Regions from separate parts of the Homo sapiens genome. Here region 2 is linked to region 1. Evidence: read pairs that join two places in POLR2A ChIA-PET (ENCODE). Cell type or tissue: MCF 10A. All regions are shown on one strand. Region 1 has its middle 16 kb from the start of LINC01176. Region 2 overlaps ZNRF2 (zinc and ring finger 2).

Region 1 (5,000 bases):
CAACTGAACCTCTCTGTGCCCAAGTGGCTTCAGCTTTAAAGTGGTCATAAGAACATGTGCATCGCATGGGTTCTTACAGGGACTAGATGAGTTACTATTCACAGCACAGCAAGAACAGTGTCTGGCAATCAGTAACTGCCATGCAAGTATTTGTTAATCAAATAAAGGGTAAGTATTGTCTTGTGACACTTTTATAAAATATACATCAAGTGTACTGAGTTTCAATATAAACTGTCTTTATTGCGAGTAAAGGTCAAAAAAGTTTAAGAATTTTGGTCTTTCACAGAAATCTGAAGCCCCTGAAAGATTTCATCAGAGAGGAGTGGCACCAACAGGTTTACATTCCGAAAAGATGGCTTTGGCTGCAGTATGAAGTTGAGGACCTTATGAGACAACCAGCTGGGAGGCTCTCGCAGAAGTTGAGGCAGAGATGATGGTGGCTCATGGGCAGCACTAAGAAATAGCCACAGGGACCCATAGGCACTGATATTGCATGCAGAGATCTTGAGAGCTGTTTTGTGCATTCTGTGGCTAGGTCGCCGATTAGTGGAGAAAATTTTGTGATGGCATCTGAATCTACCTGGAACATCAGTGCCTATATTGGTCACAGCTTCTCTGGTGGCAAATAACAACATCCTTCTCTGGGTATCTTAAGCAAATGGGGGCATTTATAGGATAAATCCACTGGGGGCTAGCACACCAGCATGGAAAATGTGGTGGGGGGGGCAGGAACCAAGATAGTTCTGGAAGGCTAAGAAATACAGGAAGCAGGATCAACACCACCAGTACTCCACTGATACATTCATGAATGACTTCTAATAGTACCGTCTTGGTTTTACTCTTAATATTCAAAGTTCTTGGCAGACACAGCCAATCAACCAAGGTCAGGTCACAGGCAATGCCTTAGCTGACAGGAGACAGAGAGAGGGAGGATGTTAGCCCCTTTGTCTTTCATAGTGGGAGCTGGGGCAGTCACCCACCCAGATGACTCACAGTGGGAGATTTTCCCAGAATAGAAAGGGGCACCACCGGAATGGGTGAAGGATGGCACAGGGGGCACTGATGGTACAGGGAGTCAAGAATGATTCACGGGCTTTTGGATTGTGGGGTCATTTTGAAACTACTAGAAAAGAACTGGATTTTGTTTGGAGGGAAGGGTGAATGAGGAGGAAGCACAGGGCCGGTGTGGACATAAATTGAGTTTGAGGTGCATGTGAGATAAACAACTGGAGATACACAGGGCTGGGGCATAACAGAGGCCTGAGGTAGAGAAACAAGTTTGGGACTCAACAGGATATAGATAGTATTGAAGACATGGTCAAAGATGAGGCCAACCTAGGGCAAGAGTAGAGTGAGAAAAGACCAAGCACGAAGTCTTGAGGAATTCTGTCACTTAAAGACAAGGTAAAGGAGGATGAGTCTTCAAAGGAAACTAAGACAAGGCCAGAAAGGTTGAAGGAAAAGCAGACGGATGGTGGCGTGGTGTTGAGAAGAAGTCAACCACCAGTAAGAAAGTTTCATGCTCATGGATTTAGTGACAGGAAGGTCATGGGTCACCCTCATAAGAGCTGTTTTCATAAATTAATGCAAGGAAGCCAGACTGAAAAGGATTGAGAAATAACTGGAAGATGAGGATATCCTTCAAGAAATACAATGTGGGCTGGGGCACAGTGGCTTATGTCTGTAATCCTGGCACTTTGCGGGGCTGAGGCCCGTGGATCACCTGAGGTCAGGAGCTTGACACCAGCAAGACCAACACAGTGAAACCCCGTCTCTACTAAAAATATAAAAATTGGCCAGGTGTGGTTGTGGATGCCTGTAATCCCAGCTACTCAGGAGGCTGAGGCAGGAGAATCGCTTGAACCTGGGAGGCAGAGGTTGCAGTGACCAAGATCACGCTATTGCACTCCAGCCTGGGTGACAGAGCAAGACTCCATCTCAAAAAAAAAAAAAAAAAAAAAGGAAAGAAAGAAATATGATATGGAAGGGACAGGATATGACAGTAGCTCAAGAGGGTTATGGAGTCTAGGGAGGGTTACTGCAACTGCATCTGACTTAAAACAAAGGGAGCTCAATGTTAATGGCAAAGATGAAACTGGGTTCATTTCTTTAATTCCCAATTCTACTAACCTAAATGTATGATGTATTGGTAATTATTTTATTCTCATATATAGACCTGAAAAGTAAAAAATAAACGATTACATTATTAAATAGAACTTGATTCAGGGATTATGAAAACAGTCTCAGAGTGGGACTCTGGTATTAAATATGTGACTAATATGTTGTATATACGTAAATGATTTGCCTAACTCTTGTACATATGGCAGATTTTTGCAGTAAATAGTCCCCAATAAATCATACTCCCCTCTACGCAGGTGACTCACTAAATAATGGCACATCGGCAAACACGATGCAAGCAGGAGCTTGAGACATACTTGCAGATTGGGGCTTGCCCTCTCTTGCTGCTGGGAACACTTCCACCAACATGTGAAAAATCTCAGGCAGGCCTGCTGGAGACACACAGTCCAGCCAGCACCTATTTCCAGACATGTGAGTGAGGCAATGCTGGACCAACTAGCCCCCAGCTTCCCACCTGCTCACTGTAGCCGCATGAACAAGTAGGGGCAAGAGCCCAAATTTCTGACTCACAGAATCATGAGTTAATTTAAGACTGTGGTTTTAAGTCGCTAAATGTTGGGGGTAGTTTGTTACCCAGTAAAAGATAATTGAAACAGTACATAAAAGTTAAGGAAGGCTAACTGCTGTAATAATAAATAGAATGCTAAATATACAACGGCTTAAATACAATAGAAGTTTATCTCTTGCTCATGTGAACAGTCCAAAGAGGTTTCAGATTGGTGGCAGGCGGCTCTGTCCCATACAGTCACTCAGAGACTCAGGATGTCCGTCTGTCATCGCCAATGTGTGGTTCCCAAGGTCACCTTGGGCATCATCAGCCAGACGGCAAAAGCAGAGAGAGCAAAAAGGACAGCAAATGGGAAGTTTTATTGGGCCCAGCCAAGAAACATGACATGTCTCCTACTCATATTCCATAGGCTAGAACCCAATCACGGGACCAAGGCTAAGTGCCATGAAGGAGTAGTTGCGCGCCTAGGAAGATGAGGAAACAATATGATGAACAGCAGGCACCACAGAATTGTACTGGCTTTTTTAGAAAATAAAAATCACGTTTGTCAGATGCAGCATGGCATAGTGGGAACAGGCTGAGGGCCAGAAAGATCTGCGTGAGATTTTGGTTCCACACTTGTTAAGTGTTTAACCTGGGAATATTACCTAATCCAGTTAGACCTTCATTTCTTTATCTACAAGATAGGGAAATACTTTTTTCATTGGGTTGTTGTGAAATTGGTGTAGTTTAATCTCTACACGTGGTAGAGTGCCGGGTACATGATCGGTGTTCGATAAACGGTAGCTACTGGCATTAACTAAATTGAATGGTATGATAAACAAATCAAAAAATATGGAGGGAAGAGTAACACTAAGCTGTCCAGATAGCAGTAGTATTAGCCATGATGCTTCCAAATTAAAATTACTGAAGTCCAATTAGCCAGGCTTGGTGGCGGGCACCTATAGTCCCAGCTACTTGGGAGGCTGAGGCAGGAGAATGGCATGAACCCAGGAGGCAGAGCTTGCAGTGAGCCGAGATCGTGCCACTGCACTCCAGCCTGGGCGACAGAGCAAGACTGTCTCAAAAAAAATTACTGAAGTCCAACTCAGTGTAATACAAAAAGAAGGGATTAGAATGATACAAAGAGATGAGGTGACTCTCAACATCAAAGGGAGACCTGTGGACTGGAACCCCTTTCAGGACTTCAGAGACTCAGTCTTTTGTTTTGTTTTTCGTGTTCTATGTCCACTTATATTCTTTGCTTCATTCTCCCCAGTTATAGACACACCTTTTGCCTCCACAACTGCTAATTTTAAAATGTGCGATAATGGTATTGTAGTTATGTTTTTAAAGAGTCCCTTTCTTGAAATACACATTGAAGCAGTTATGGATGAAATGATATCAAGGTTTTGCTTTAAATACATTTTAATATATTTGGGGATGCAGATGACATCCCCAAATATATTAAATTTGGGGATGAGTGCAGATGACAAGATTGGCCATGGGTTGGTCATTGCTGAAGTTAGGGGATGGGTGGGGCATTTCACTACATAGCCCTCTGTAGGGTTCTGCATCTGCGGATTCAAATCAGATCAAAAGTGTAGTTAGGTCTATGATGGTTGTGTCTGTACTGAGCATGTACAGATTTTTTTTTCTTGTCATTATTCCTTAAACAACACAGTATGACAACTATTTACATAGCATTTACATTGTATTAGGTACTACAAGTAATCTAGAGATGATTTAAAGTATGTGGGAGGATGTGCATGGGTTATATGCAAATACTGTGCCATTTTATAGCAGGGACTTAAGTGTCGGCAGGCTTTGGTATTCACAGGGGGTCCTCAGACCAATCCCTCACAGATACTGAGGAATGACTGAACCATCCTCTCTACTTTCATATATATTTGAAATTACCCATTAAAAAATAAAAACAAAGGCCCAACACTCATCTCGTCTTGGCTTAGCAATTCAAGAAAAGAAACAAATCGGGTTGGTCCATCTTATGTTAATTTTTTAGCTGTGATTTTCTGCCTTGGTGAAAGCTTTATGTAGTTAAAAGGAAGAGTGATCAGCATTTTCATCCATTTGGGTATGAACTTTCTGGACTTTAAGAGAAATGGGTAAAATGATATACATAAATCAGGACTTGACAGGGTTGAACTCACTACAATCTTTTCATGACCACTTTGCTAGAACACTTTTCCCATTTTTCTTACATCACCTTATGAGAGGCAGAGCTATTCTGGCAGTGTTTTCCTCAAGCACCATTGTATTTAATAGAGTCTCAGGAGAGACAAGTTCAGAGAAAAAGGCACAAGGACTGCAAAAGTTATGGATCTATTTTCTAGTGATGTAGATAATAAGCTTT
Region 2 (5,000 bases), 54 kb after region 1:
AAATTGGGCAGATTTTGCTCTATAACTTTATCAATAAGCTAGTTATTTGTACCATGAATTTATTTTCCTTTAGTGTGACCAAGATAGTTCAAAGAATTTTACAGTGTAATGTGGCTAAAAAGACATGAAAATAAAATTATAATTTTAAAAATTATAAAATAATAAAATTGGGTAAGTTCAAGAAATCACCCCAAATGTGGGACTTTTAAAAAGTTGCTTAACTCAAGAAAATGCAAAGGAATATCAAAACTTTTGTATAGATTCTGAAAGAGACTTTTGGAAATCTGAGGATTTCAGAACTGGATGCAGCAATTCTTCATAATCTTTTTCCATGACAATGGCAAGCCTACTCCAGGCATTAATTAGAGTGGCTTCCAAAAGGATCTGCAGGGTATTTAAAAACAAACAAACAAAAAACTCTATGGTGTGCTTAAAATCTTCAAGGGTAAATCTCTTTATAATGCAAATGTTCCTTTTGAAAAAATGTTAAGGTTCTCTCAATCCATGTTTTATACTGAAAATTTAAATTATATTCTAATGCTAAATTTTAATTTTTAAAAGCAGTTTGCTTAAAATAGAGTATGTAAGCCAGATTTACTTTGTGACTGTTTTTTAAATGCAGAATAAAACATGCCATTACTGAAGAACATGGACAAACTGCTCCAGAGTATATGTTCTTCGTTTACAGAATGGAAAGCTAAAGCAGGAACATGCAATATGAATTTATATTATAAATAAACAAATTACTGCTTTTCAAAATAAAAAATCAAATATGCTAAACGGTAAAGACTGCATCAATCTCTACGTAAATTCTGAAAGAAACAGAAAGGCAGGGACATTTTCTAAAGTTAAGTATTTGTTTGATATGCCCATTCCTCCTATAAAAACCAACCAACAAATTTGATTGTGTACATTATCTGTAAGAGTACCCTGCAGAAAAATTCATTCTATAAGAAGTGGTTCTTCCCTTTAATTATTCATTTGAGACTGCACATTAAGAAGGAACACAGACTCTATTTGGTCTACATAAGAGAAGATACCAGGAGATGATTTACTCAGAATGCTGGAGGAGGTAACAGGGCACCTTCTGCAGAATAAGCAAAGGCCTCAGCAAGAAGGGTTTATATCAGCTGAATGGACTGAATACGTTAGGAGTGATTTGAGCTAACTACTGGGCAGCTCACAAGCTAATATATTACAGTCAGAAACTTAAGCAGGTAAAGATTTCTGGACAAGCAAAGCTGGATAAACGGAAAATGTTATTACCACTTCCCTGAAGTGCCCTCCCTTTCCCCATTTTTTTTTCTCTTGGCCCTAGAGATCCTACCCACTACTCCTACCCCATCCTGCACCCCATGCCTTTTCTCATTCTCTTGATCTCCATTTTTCTCTTATTGTTCTAGTATCTTTCAATAGGAGATTCAGATAGGGAACAAGTTTAACGTGAAGCATCTAACTGATAGCAGTGAGAACAAAAAGAAAAAGGATCTAAAGGAGACACTAAAAAAACCTGGTAAAGGTCTATAATTCCAAGTAATATGGTATATTCTCACCACTTACGTATTTTTTCATCACAAAGGTATACCATTCTTATCAAAGAATTATGTGAGTGTAAGTTTCACAACCACCTTCAAAAAGTTAACCACCACTTTTTATCAAACCTAAAACATCAATGGTCATAATATGCACCATTAGCTTTATATACCACCAAGTAAAAAAAAAATGCTTCCACCAAACTATGATGCAACATCGATTTTAGACGCATCTCATTTTCAGAGCTCTTCAAAGTCTTTGAGATGAGAATATTTTAAAAGGTCTACATTTTATCCTATTTATAAGAAAATTTATAGTACAACAAAGACAAATCCAACCTGCCTATAATTAACAGAATGATACATATTTTAAGAACACAATGCTATTTTAAAATTGACAGGGGCGAGACTTATCCCTCAGATGCTTTGCAGGTACTAAGTTTAAACAATCTTTTTAGTGTAATTCAGAATGCTGGGTTAAAGTCATTTAAAAAATAAGCTCCCTTAAACCCTAGCAATAAAAAATAATCAGAACTGTACTTCAGAATTGTATTTTCTGTTCAAGAAAAGTATACCTGTATACAAAAACATCCCGAACACACTGATTTCAGTGCAGAAACAGCCTAATATCCACTAAAAATAGCTTCTAGTGACATAATCTCTGCTCAGAAAATTAAAAGCTAATGTTAACATATTGTAGCCACTGATCAGTTGCATTTTGATAAGCAACTCTGAGTTAGAAGATAGTTCACTCTGACTTCAAAACCTCATGATTACAGCTTCACATAGCAAATGCTTAATTTTCACATTTTAAAGTCTTGTTTCCACTAGAATGTGTCTTTGTATGTTTAAAAATATTTTCAGTTTTGAAAATTCACTGTGGAATGTGATTAATTTTTGCCTACCTGGGGGTTTGCTAGAGTAGTCCCCTCTCTCACCCCTATAATGACACTTTCATTCAGAGGAAAGTTTTGAGCTTTTGCCTTCACATAGGTAACTACATTTCACAATTGTGAAAGACTTGTTAGTAATGTGATACATTCATACTTAAAAACAGGACCTGGAAATACCACTAAACCCAGGATACTAAAGCATCTTCAAGACAGTTGGGAAAAGATTAAAAATCTAAAGATCAGTTGAAAACATTTATGAAGATAACACCCACAGGGATTAAGGAGTCAACACTTCAGAACTGGAATATCTTGGGGTAGACTACTAACTAGCCAAAACTCATTAAAGAAGCAGAGAAGGGAACACTCACAGATTTAACTACCATAGTTGGCTAGTCTGGATTCCTCCTCCACAAGCTATGATCAATGGAGACACAAGAGATTGTCAACAGGGAACTAAACATGTTGCTTTTTAAAAAGTGTTATTGCTCATACCTCAACATCTAGAGTAGTAAAAGTTAAATGAGCGCATTGCTTATCAGTTTAATGCCTTGTCTTATTCATGTAATCTATGCATTAATTTAGATGTACTGATTACAGGAAAAGAAAAGTTAAAAGACTGGAAAAGAGCAATGATTACGATTTTTAACCAGAAGTGGGCACTAGAATCACTTCAATGGGTGCATTTTCAACATATACCAAAAAATTATATGTACCTGAGTCCCACCCCTGGAGATTCTGAAATATATGCCTGCCTCACAAATGCGACTGCTATCAAAGAATAGCTTGTTTAAGTAGAAAGAGCCTAAGATTTAAAGTTGAAAACTTAATATGAATTTCCATTCTCACGAACAAAAATGTTCGTCAACCTCAAGTTTCCTTTTATTCTTCTGTTAAAAGTACTCAAAATATTAGAGATGAAATTTTAAAGAATTGTGTGAAAAAACTTTATAAGTTATAAAAAAACACTATACAAAATGTTAGTTATTATCAGATAGTACTTCATGCACCTCTCCAAAAACAAAGTCAGTCATCTTCCTATTTCTTTTTCTCTCCATCTTGGTATTCCACTTGTTTCAAACCTGAACAATGTCATCAAATAACTCCATGAAGACCAGGAACTTAGGCGCCTATTATAACTGCCAGGCTGGGAACAACTCCAAGCATATGACACTGTCTAATTAATTTATGTTTTGGCTTCATTCTATATTTTAAAAGGATTAAAAACGTGTACTTTTTAATGTGCTTTTGACATATTTAAGTCACATGTTAATCCTATGAAGTAACTATTGTTACCTTCATTTTACACATAAGGAAACTGAGGCTCAAAGAAGTAAAGTAACTTACCAGAAGTTACTAAACTACTAAGTCCTGAGGTCAGGATTCAAATTTAGACTAAGTCCTTGGCATTTTTCCTACTTCATGAATTCTGCTACAAGAAACAATTTCACTTTAAAGCAACGTAAATACCAAAGCAACTGGACTGTTTTAAACAACTAAGTTTTAAATACTCAAGCTACATATTTAGAGGAAGTACTCTCAAGACTGGTCACACGCTTTATCTTCTGGATAAAATAACTGAAACGACCTTACAATTAACTGCTTACACAATTTAAAACAGCTCTGTCCAATAGAACTATGGACGGTGATGAAAAAACATCTTTTATCTGTGCTGTCCACAATGGTAACCACTAGCCACATATGGCCTGAAAACAGCACTTGAAATGTGGCCTGTGCAACTGAGAAACTGAATTTTTAATTTAATTTTGGTAAAATATGAAACCTTAAAATATATAATAGGTAATGAATATACATTTATAAACTAGTTACAAACTTCTGTTACTTGATATTTCACTTACAGCTTCTCAAGCTCTTAAAATTTGCATTGTCCAAAGAAATTACTTAAAATTCAAGCAGCCAAATATGCAAAATTAAAATACTTAGCAGGTCCAAGCACATATCCATATAGTTATTGCAGATCAAGACGACATGGAAAAAAAAAAAAGCAAACAGCCAAAATTCTTTAAAAAAAAAAACAAAAAACCAAACCAACAAATAAGACTGAATTTGTTAGGCAGCCAAGGAAACTTCATGCGAAAATTTCATAATCATCACAACTTTATTTTCAGATCAAGCATCCAAACAGGTATATGATCTTTTCAGCAAAATACAACGCCAAGCGCTATTATGGATCAGGCATTTTACCTGAAGACTTATTTTTTGTTCTTGAACCCTCAATGATAGCAGTAGAAAACAAAAGCAGCTGAAATGTGAAATAATCCCTAGAAAAATCAAGAATTAAAAAAATTTACAACATTAGTGAAAAGCAATTACTCAAAGAACAAAAAGTTGGGGCTCACAAGTTTTAATAATAAATACTTTCAGATATTAAGTTATCTCTTATACGTATAAAAGAACGTAACATTAACTAATTCTTTCAATTACAGATCCATGAGCTATTACTGTACTCAAATATAAATAGGCTTAGAAATGATATTTAACAAAGGGAAGTTGCCATTTTCACTGTAAGATAAATATATCAGTAAAAATATGGGAATAACGTTTATTAATCTGGGCT

The links. Peaks named below come from ENCODE experiments on the same cell type or tissue, not always from the same donor. Only the 100,000 strongest peaks of a DNase experiment are listed, where the experiment ranks them.
Region 2: POLR2A ChIA-PET joins it to region 1 with 12 read pairs; 5 of 35 experiments call an interaction of 5 or more read pairs at or near these places.

The regions. Positions count from the first base shown.
Region 1 is chr7:30,404,786-30,409,785 of GRCh38, reverse strand. No RefSeq gene overlaps it. Among named protein-coding and RNA genes, the nearest start is that of LINC01176, 16 kb to the right of the region's middle. In MCF 10A, no CTCF peak of the experiment used is centred here; a DNase peak (open chromatin) is centred at 2,565.
Region 2 is chr7:30,350,465-30,355,464 of GRCh38, reverse strand. The region is part of intron 2 of ZNRF2 (zinc and ring finger 2); the gene reads right to left. Among named protein-coding and RNA genes, the nearest start is that of LINC01176, 38 kb to the left of the region's middle. In MCF 10A, a CTCF peak has its summit at 3,102 (motif pointing right); no DNase peak of the experiment used is centred here.